2 separate regions of the Homo sapiens genome follow, and region 1 is linked to region 2. The links are chromatin contacts, found by Hi-C or POLR2A ChIA-PET in ENCODE. All regions are on one chromosome and are shown on one strand. The core of a region is the stretch at or near the end of the contact, and the rest is flanking DNA. Distances in the headings are between cores, read along the strand shown.

Region 1 (4,327 bases), core at 1,581-4,080, 350 kb before region 2:
ACCACACCCAGCCAAAAAAATTTTTTTAACTGAGAAAAATATATGCTCATTGTAAAAAAAGCATAAAACTGCAAGAAAGAGATAATTTTTAAAAGCCACCTGTAGTCCAGAAATAATCACTGTTTTTTGGTATATTTCCAAACTTTCTTCTTTGCATGCATATACATATATAAATAGTTATGGGCTCACACCGTCCATGTTGCTTTGTTACTCTATTTCATGTAATACTAAATCATGAAAATTTTTCATGTCAATAAATACATTTAAACGATATTAAGTGCCTAAATATTCCTTTGTAGAGTTGTATTATTATTTATTTAATGAGTTGCCTATTATTGGAGATTAATGTTGTTTATAATTTTTTAAAAAAATTTTATTAGAGATGGAGTCTTGCTATGTTGACCAGGCTGGTCTCAAACTCCTGGCCTCAAGCAATCCTCTCATCTCTGCCTCCCAAAGTGCTGGGATTACAGGTGTGAGCCACCACGCCCAGTCTGTTTATAATTTTTGGTGATTATTCTTTTTTTTTTTTTGAGACGGAGTCTCGCTCTGTCACCCAGGCTGGAGTGCAGTGGCCCGATCTCGGCTCACTTCAAGCTCCGCCTCCCAGGTTCACACCATTCTCCTGCCTCAGCCTCCTGAGTAGCTGGGACTACAGGCGCCTGCCACCACACCCGGCTACTTTTTTGTATTTTTAGTAGAGACGGGGTTTCACCGTGTTAGCCAGGATGGTCTCGATCTCCTGACCTCGTGATCTGCCTGCCTCGGCCTCCCAAAGTGCTGGGATTACAGGCATGAGCCACCGAGCCTAGCCTAGGTGATTTTCTTAATTATTTCCTTAGGATATGTTCCAAAGAATTTAATTGCTAGGTCAAAGCTTATGACCTTTTAAAGGATTGTGATAGTGTGTCAGTCAGGATAGGCTAAATATTGTAACAGACATAGCCAACATCTCAGTGGCTTAACACAATAAAGATGTATTTCTCTTTTATGTCACAGTTCAACACAAGTCATTGGTTGGGAGTAGAGGGCACTCTGCATGGTCGTCTGGAACCAGGGTTTGCCTACATGATGGGTCTCCATTTGCCACCGGCCTTGGACGTCTCCACTGGATGCTCTGATTTCACCTGATAAGTAAAGGGAGAGAGACAGAGCATGGAGAATTACACAGGTAGTTTTAGGGTCAGGCCTGGCAGTGACTCACATCGCTTCCTCTGCCCACCTTCCAATTGTCCAGAACTCAGTCACATGACTGCTCCTAACTGCAAGGGAGGCTGGAAAGTGTAGTCTTCCTGAGTGTCCAGGAGGAAAACAAGAGTGTAATGGACCCAGAATAAGCATAGTCTCTGCCTCAAACATTACCAAGTGGCCAATCAGCAATGTTTTTCCAGTTATTTATTTATTTTATTTATTTTGAGACAGAGTCTAATTCTGTTGCCCAGGCTGGAGTGCAGTGGTGTGACCTCAGTTCACTGCAACCTCTGCCTCCCAGGTTCAAGCGATTCTCTAGCCTAAGCCTCCCGAGTAGCTGGGATTGCAGGTGCACTCCACCACACCCAGCTAATTTTTGTATTTTTAGTAGAGATGGGGTTTCGCCACGTTAGGCAAGCTGGTCTTGAACTCCTGGCCTCAACTGATTCCCCACCTCAGTTTTTCCAGTTTATATTCTCAACAGCAGGGTATGCGGATTCCTATTTTCCTATTCCCTCAATAATTAAGGGGATGATGCTCTTTCTGTTGTTTTTTATAGATCTGCATGGAACAATGCTGCTTCTCTGCATGACTAGAGTTTGTTTTCTCTTTGAAGATAATCTCACTAGGATCAAGACCATACCTGCTGGAGAGTCAGGACTCTGGATTTCTGATTGTTTTCAGGACAGCTACCCTCATCCTAGGCTGATCTGAGTTTCTGGGTCTTTCTCTGCCTGTTCTTTCCTCTCCCCTTCCCTTCCCTGCTGCAGAAAGTGTTTTATGTGGGTGTCAGCAACATCAGGACCTTTCAAGCCCCTTGCCCCAGTATCATCCCTGAATGCAAAACTCACTCAGAGGCCTGGGGAAGAGATTCGAACTCTGCTTTTCCTCTGCCACCTCAGGTGTGTTCCAGCTTACAAGACACTTTCACAGAAAAAAAGTTCAGGGAATGGAATTGGAAGGCAAAAATAGCTGCTCGATGCTGACTTGGCACATTTGACTTTGACCAAATCATCCAGCGCCTCGTCCTTAGTACTCTGGTTTCCACAGAATAATCCTCATGCAGTGAGTAGTGGAAGTCAGGAGGAATAAACTGCCTAGATGTCATGAAGGGAAAACAATGCACAATAGACTTGTGCAGAATCTATTCCTGTCCGTTTCCCTGTGAATCCAGATTGCTGAACACTGGCCGATGTCTGAGCTGTGGTTTCCCCCTGGATTTGAAATTTAGTTACTAGAAGACAATGCTTTTGAATGGCTTCTTGGCCATGACTTTCACAGGGCCTGCTGGCTGTTGCCTGATGATTGTCTGATAGGCCTAGCCCCTTGGCAAAGCAATGTTTCATTTGCAAAACTACGCTTGTCCGGTGCCTCCTGGGAACTGAAAGCCTGGCATCAGCAGAGGAACGCAAATTGGGCAAATCACGGATCTCCCAGGCGTGCGTTGCTTGGGGGCCATGGTACACAGCACTGCTAAAAGTCTAGGACAATCTATGTGTTTTAGGAGCAAACCAGTGCCTTGCACTTCTAAGCTGTATCCTTTGCTCCCTCCCTGAGAGGCAGCCGTGTGCTCTGGGCTTCCTAGGTAAGTGACTCACACCAACTATAAGCCTGGCTTATGACCTAGAAAAGGAAACAGGAAGTGGCTTAGAGACATAAAGAGCACAGCCCAGAAGGGGCTGCTGTGGAATTCTCCTCAGATGAGACGGAGTCCAGTGGGCAGAGGGGCAACTTAGCATCCTCTCTTTCCCCATGTTACCACGATGCTCTTGGCAGGGACCATTTGATGGGGATTCGGATGTCTTCCTGGGGTGGTGAGCAGGGGTGAGGGAGGGGGAACTGCTGCTGGGTCAGTAGCTCCTCTCCAGAGTGAGCCCATCTGTGGAATGCCATGCCCCTTCTCTATCCCATCTTTGCAAGTGGGCTTGGGTTCTTGGGATGAGTTCTTCAGGCCTTATAAATGCAAACTGTGCAGAGGTGCCTCCAACAAGAAAAACCAGTCTCTGGCAGGGCCCCTAAGGGCAGGATTCTGGAGAGGCCGCCCTGTCCTCAGTTTGGCCCTGGGACATTCTGGCCGAAAGTAGGATGGCTGCGGCAGAGGGAGGAGAGGGGCCTCCCTGTTGATGGAGGCCACCATGTAGGGCTTCACTATGCTTCCCTTTCTGGCTCTCCCAGGGAGGAAGGGTGGCTGGCAGCTGGCGGCAGGGCTTGTGAAGGCTTAGCCCTGGGCCTGGTCCTGCTTCTCTTAGAGGTGGCTGGTTGTGCAATGGCATCCTGGCTGCTCCTCTTGGAGCCCTGTGACCACAGTTCCAGGCTCCACCCCCATTTCTCACCGCCGGTGGTGAGAAATGGAATTTTTTTGTTTTGTGTTTTTATGCTGTTCCCGTAACACCCAGCACCAGTCCCCAAGGATGAGTGCTGAAGATCCATAGCCATGGCAGGGCAGGGCCTAGGTACTGAAGGAAGATCCCACTCAGAGTTCAGTTCCACCCACTGCAAAACGCCCTCCGAGGACCCTCACTAGACCAGTTCCTCCAAGTGCGGTCCGCAGGCTGCCATCAGCGGGATCACGGGGTGAGGAAGGGGCTGTTTAAAACACGGGTTCTTGGCCCCATCTGCAGACCCCCAGAATCTAACCCTCTCAGGGAGAGTCCTGGAAATCTGTGTATCTAGAAGCACTTTCTTCCCCAGGCTGGCCAGCTCAGAAATGTCTAAAAACTTTTCTCGATACCAATCCTGGTCTCATTTATTATCCTTCTCATGAAAATGATTTGCTTCCTTTCAGCCTTGTATGACCTCTGAAAATATGACCTGAAGCAGATGGATGCACTCACATAAGAAACATCACCTGTGGCCTTCATCGGTAAGCATGGATTGCTGTTTTCACTCAGGGGCTTTGAAGGAAGACACCTTTGATCATTGGGCTGCCTCTACTTTTCGCTGAGTTGTCACTATTAAATGCCCTTCCCTGGCTTTGCCTTCTCTCTTCTCCACCAGAAAATGGGCCTGCTGCTTGAAGAAGTTGGGCTCTTGGAGTTCTCTAGCACAGGGGCCATGAAAATCAATGACTTCCTTGTTTGCTGACGGAGCAGAGGTAGAATCTCTTGGTGTTTCCACGGAGAAAACACTGACCATG
Region 2 (4,561 bases), core at 592-3,091:
CGTATTTCCTATCCTTTCTTACATAAAAATTAAAAATTTCTTTGTACTTTTTGTCTTTGAAAAATATTTCACTAAATAAAGAGAACTGTGTTCAAAAATCACTTGTGATGTTATGTTACCAATTTAATATACAATTAGGTGTATTAGTTTTAGTATGCATTCAATTTTAAGCTCACCTTTTTATTTTCTATTTTTTGAATATGTAAAACATGCACATGGATTAAAAGTCTCACTGTAAAGAAAGTTTTCACTTTCATCCCTATCCCCTCACCCCTTTGTAGTTAACCATTTTTGTGGTCTCTGATTTAACCTTCCAGAGTTGTTTTGTTGTTGTTGTTGCTGTTGTTTTGAGACAGAGTCTCACTCTTGTTGCCTAGGCTGGAGTGTAATGGCCCCATCTCGGCTCACCGCAACCTCTGTCTCCCGGGTTCAGACAATTCTCCTGCCTCAGCCTCCCGAGTAGCTGGGATTACAGGCATGCGCCACCATGCCTGGCTAATTTTTTTGTATTTTTGTAGAGACGGGGTTTCTCCATGTTGGTCAGGCTGGTCTCGAACTCCTGACCTCAGATGATCCGCCCACCTCGGCCTCCCAAAGTGCTGGGATTACAGGCGTGAACCACTGCGCCCGGCTTTTTTTGTTTTTGAGACAGAGCCTTGCTTTGTTGCCCAGGCTGGAGTGGTGGCACGATCTCGGCTCACTGCACCCTCCGCCTCCGAGGCTCAAGAGATTCTCCTGCCTCAACCTCCCCAGGAGCTGGGATTACAGGCGCGCGCCACCACGCCTGGCTAATTTTTTTTTTTTTTTTTTTTTTTTGGTAGAGACGGGGTTTCACCATGTTGGCCCGGCTGTTCTCGAACTCTTGGCCTCAAGTGATCTGCCAGCATCGGCCTCCCAAAGTTCTGGGATTACAGATGTGAGCCACCGCGCCCGGGCCCAGAGGTTTTTAAAATGCAAAAACAAATACATATACTTTTGTTTCCCTTCCTTCATTAAACTTCGCTTTTTTTTAAAAAAGAAAAAAACCCGTATACGTTGGAGGTCACTTTATATTGGTACTGTGAAATCATCCTCCTGTTTTATAAGCCGCGTGTTTACTTATAAGCACTCCACGGGTTAGTCAACTCATTGGAGCAAGCGTTTTGAAGTGTGGCAGATTGACAGTCCACCTGAAATCAGAATAACTGAGTTCAAATCCTGACTACACCATTTAACTCGTCGTTTCATCTTGAGCAAGTCCTTTACCATTTTTGTGTCTCAGTTTTCTCATCTGTAAAATGAGGCTGTTGTGGAAAAGACAGTAGACAGCTCACTGGGCTGTCATGAGCAACACATGAATTCACACATTTAAAGTGCTTATGACAGTGCATGGCGCATACGAAGCCCTCAAGTTAAATAAAAATCGGGGTAGGTGGGAGCGATGGAGATTTATAACAGCTTCCGGTAAATGTCGAGGCACAGTATTTCCAGAGCTTGTGCGAAGTAGGGAACCCAACAGCTCTCATGGCCTCGAAAGAAGGGGGATCCTGTGTCCGGGAAGCTCGGCCGCAGTCCTGCAATGTCTAGGGCAGCGGTGAGAGCGCTGTGGCTGGCTCAACGCAGCCCGACACCAGGGAAGACGCTCTGGCCCTCAGTTTCCCGGCAGCAAAGGAGCGCGAGGTGGTCTCCACTTTCAGCCTACTCGGTCCGGGGTTGCGAACTGTAAGGTCTGAGTTGCTGCGGCGCAGGCAGCGGAGACCAAGCAGGGATCTTAACAGGGTTTAGCGCCACGCGGGCCAGGGCCGAGGCCGGAGCTGGGAGGGGCGCGCCCGGGAAGGGGCGGAGCTGCGGCGGTGGCGCCAAATCGCAAATATGGCGCCGGAGCGGCTGCGGAGCCGGGCGCTCTCCGCCTTCAAGTTGCGGGGCTTGCTGCTCCGTGGGTGAGTGGGCTCGGGCAGCTTGAAGGGCGAGAGGGAAGAGCTGGGGCCCGTCTGCCTGGTGCGGCAGCGGGACGCACCGCGGCGGCTCCCCGCGCGCCGAGAGGGGGCTTGACCTTAAATTTCAGAGTTCTAAGAAGCGGTCGGGCGCGGTGGCTCACGCTTGTAATCCCAGCACTTTGGGAGGTCGAGGCGGGCGGATCACGAGGTCAGGAGATCGAGACCATCCTGGCCAACATGGTGAAGCCCCGTCTCTACTAAAAATACAAAAATTAGCTGGGCGTGGTGGCGCGCGCTTGTAGTCCCAGTTAGTTGGGAGGCTGAGGCAGGAGAATCGCTTGAACCCGGGAGGAGGAGGTTGCGGTGAGCCGATATCGTGCCACTCTACTCCATCCTGGCGACAGAGAGAGACTCCATTAAAAAAAAGTTCTAAGAAGCGAGGTGGATCTTGAGGCTGCCGTGCCTTCTTTGGTTTCCCCGACCCATGCGAGGAGTTTAATGTTTCTTCTAGGCGGGCCGAGGCTCTTCTGCACATGTCAAACTGAGCCCGAGAAGCTGCAACCTATCTATGGCAGCCGGTTATCAACATTGTGACCTGGACAGCTCTCAGGCTCCCGGGAAGGTTGCTGAGACATAAGATGAGAGACCCGAGAAAGCCCACTTGCACGTCTGCAGTTGCCAATTTATGTGAAAGTCAGGTTTCCTGGGCATATCCGTGTTTTTGAGGACCTATAGAACATATGAACCTTCCCAAGATTTCTCTCATTAAATCTGCTCCGTGTTTTAGAGTTCTATATGTACGTGTGTGTGTGTGTGTGTGTGTGTGTGTGTGTGTGTGGTGTGTGTGTATATATATATATGTATTTTTTTTTTTTTGAGTCATGGTCTCACTCTCGCCCAAGCTGGAGGGCAGTGATGCGAACTTGACTTACTGCAGCCTCAACCTCCTGGGCTGAAGTAGCTGGGACTGCAGGCATGGGCCACCATACCTGGCTGATTTTTTGTTGTTGTATGTTTTTTAGAGACGGGGTCTGGCTATGTTGCCCAGGCTGGTCTTGAACTCCTGGGCTCAAGTAGTCCTCGCGCCGTGGCCTCCCAGAATGCTGGAATTACAGGCGTGAACCACTGCGCCTGACCTAGAACACAATATTTTATACATATTGAAATACCTGCTGGATTGGATATACCTCTCTGTATCAGTTTTTATTGCTTTTGTGTGTGTAGATTTTTGGTTGGTTTTGTGAGTTTTATGGGACTTTTAACTGTGCTTTGGGAGATGCCTTGGGAGAAAATAATGAATTTTGTTCAATTGGTCCTTGACATTTTGAAAGCATGAGGAACTGATGAATTAACTTTCTTTTCGCTTAGAATTTGACCTAATATTAAGCTTTTGTTCATTAATTATTTCAGTCATAAGTATACTTAAATCTGTTAGCTGCAAAGCACCGTGCTGGGGTAAGGGGGTGCAATAGAGAGCAAGAGCTTTGTAGGGGGCAGATAATGTATTCTATTGCTGCGTGACAAATTACCCCACAATTTAAAGGCTAAAACAGTACACATTATCTCAAATTTTCTGTGGGTTAGGAATTCAGGTGTGGCTTAGTTGGGTCCTCAACTTCAGGGTCTTTTCACAAGGTTGCAGTCAAGATGGATCATCTCAAATGTTGTCCAGACAGCATTCGCTTCAAGCTCATTCAGTTGTTGGCAGGATTCAGTTCCTGATTGCCTGGCAGGCTGTTGGCTGGAGGCTATCCTCAGTCCCTTGCCATGTGTGCCCCCAACATGGCTTCATCAAGAGAGAGAGTCTTCTAGTAACTCTGAGGCAACCTAATCAAGGAGGTGACATCTTGTTATTTTTAAATTTTTTTTACTTTTAAATTTTACTTTCAAAATTATAATACAGTAAGTTATTCTATCCCTTTTGCTATATTCTATTTTTAGAAACAAGTTACTAGGTCCAGCCCACACTTAAGGGCAGGGGATTACATAGGTGTAACTACCAGGAGTAATGGATTATTAGGGGCCATCTTAGAAGTCTGTCTACCATGGATATTAAATGACTATTTTACAGCTATTTAATCTCAATTGTGAAAGGGATTCCAGGAAAGAAGGGCTATGAGAGTTTATGATAAGGTGTATAAACTGCCCTAGAGTCAAGGAAGAACTTCACTGCAGAAGTGGTTTGGGCTGACTTAAAGAATGAGCAGGACTTGGCTGGGCGCAGTGGCTCACGCCTGTAATCCCAGCACTTTGGGAGGCTGAGGTGGGCGGATCACGAGGTCAGGAATTCGAGACCGGCCTGACCAACATGATGAAACCCTGTCTCTACTAAAAATACAAAAAAAAAAACCAACCAGCCAGACGTGGTGATGTGCACCTGTAACCCCAGCTACTCAGGAGGCTGAGGCAAGAGAATCGCTTGAACCCGGGAGGTGAAGGTTGCAGTGAGCCAAGATTACGCCACTGCACTTCAGCCTGGGTAAGAGAGCGAGACTCCATCTCAAAAAAGAAAGAAAGAAAAAAAAGAAAGAACAGGACCTGACTAGGTGGAGAGAAGAGTGGGAGGAAATGGCCATATAAAGACCCTAAAGCAGGAGAGTGCCAGGAAGGCCAGGGACATGGTATGAGCTTAATGGGATTTGGCA

Evidence for each region. Hi-C counts contacts between places; a loop is a spot of excess contacts on that map. ChIA-PET counts read pairs that join two places held with the same protein, here RNA polymerase II (POLR2A). Pooled maps may share reads with other maps.
Region 1: a loop to region 2 is called in a pooled map, with 5 times the contacts of the local background. The contact joins the enhancer-like site here to the promoter of POLE2 in region 2. A Hi-C loop is called at or near these places in 7 of 50 pooled maps. POLR2A ChIA-PET finds 5 or more read pairs at or near these places in 2 of 52 experiments (GM12878 and PC-3).

Annotation. Positions count from the first base shown.
Region 1 is chr14:50,039,119-50,043,445 of GRCh38, reverse strand. It overlaps LINC01599 (long intergenic non-protein coding RNA 1599), which reads left to right. Exons shown (of 9, transcript NR_131171.1): 5 at 3,977-4,054; 6 at 4,189-4,327. Among named protein-coding and RNA genes, the nearest start is that of LINC01588, 34 kb to the right of the region's middle. Within about 2 kb of position 2,830, at least 21 of the 41 ENCODE cell types and tissues checked have a DNase peak (open chromatin) inside an H3K27ac peak, as active enhancers do; they include GM12878 and PC-3, where a contact is called at or near this core.
Region 2 is chr14:49,685,494-49,690,054 of GRCh38, reverse strand. It overlaps POLE2 (DNA polymerase epsilon 2, accessory subunit), which reads left to right and starts at 1,841. Exons shown (of 19, transcript NM_002692.4): 1 at 1,841-1,919. The coding sequence starts at 1,852. RefSeq lists a silencer at 1,729-1,778 and enhancers at 1,083-1,842, 1,843-2,604.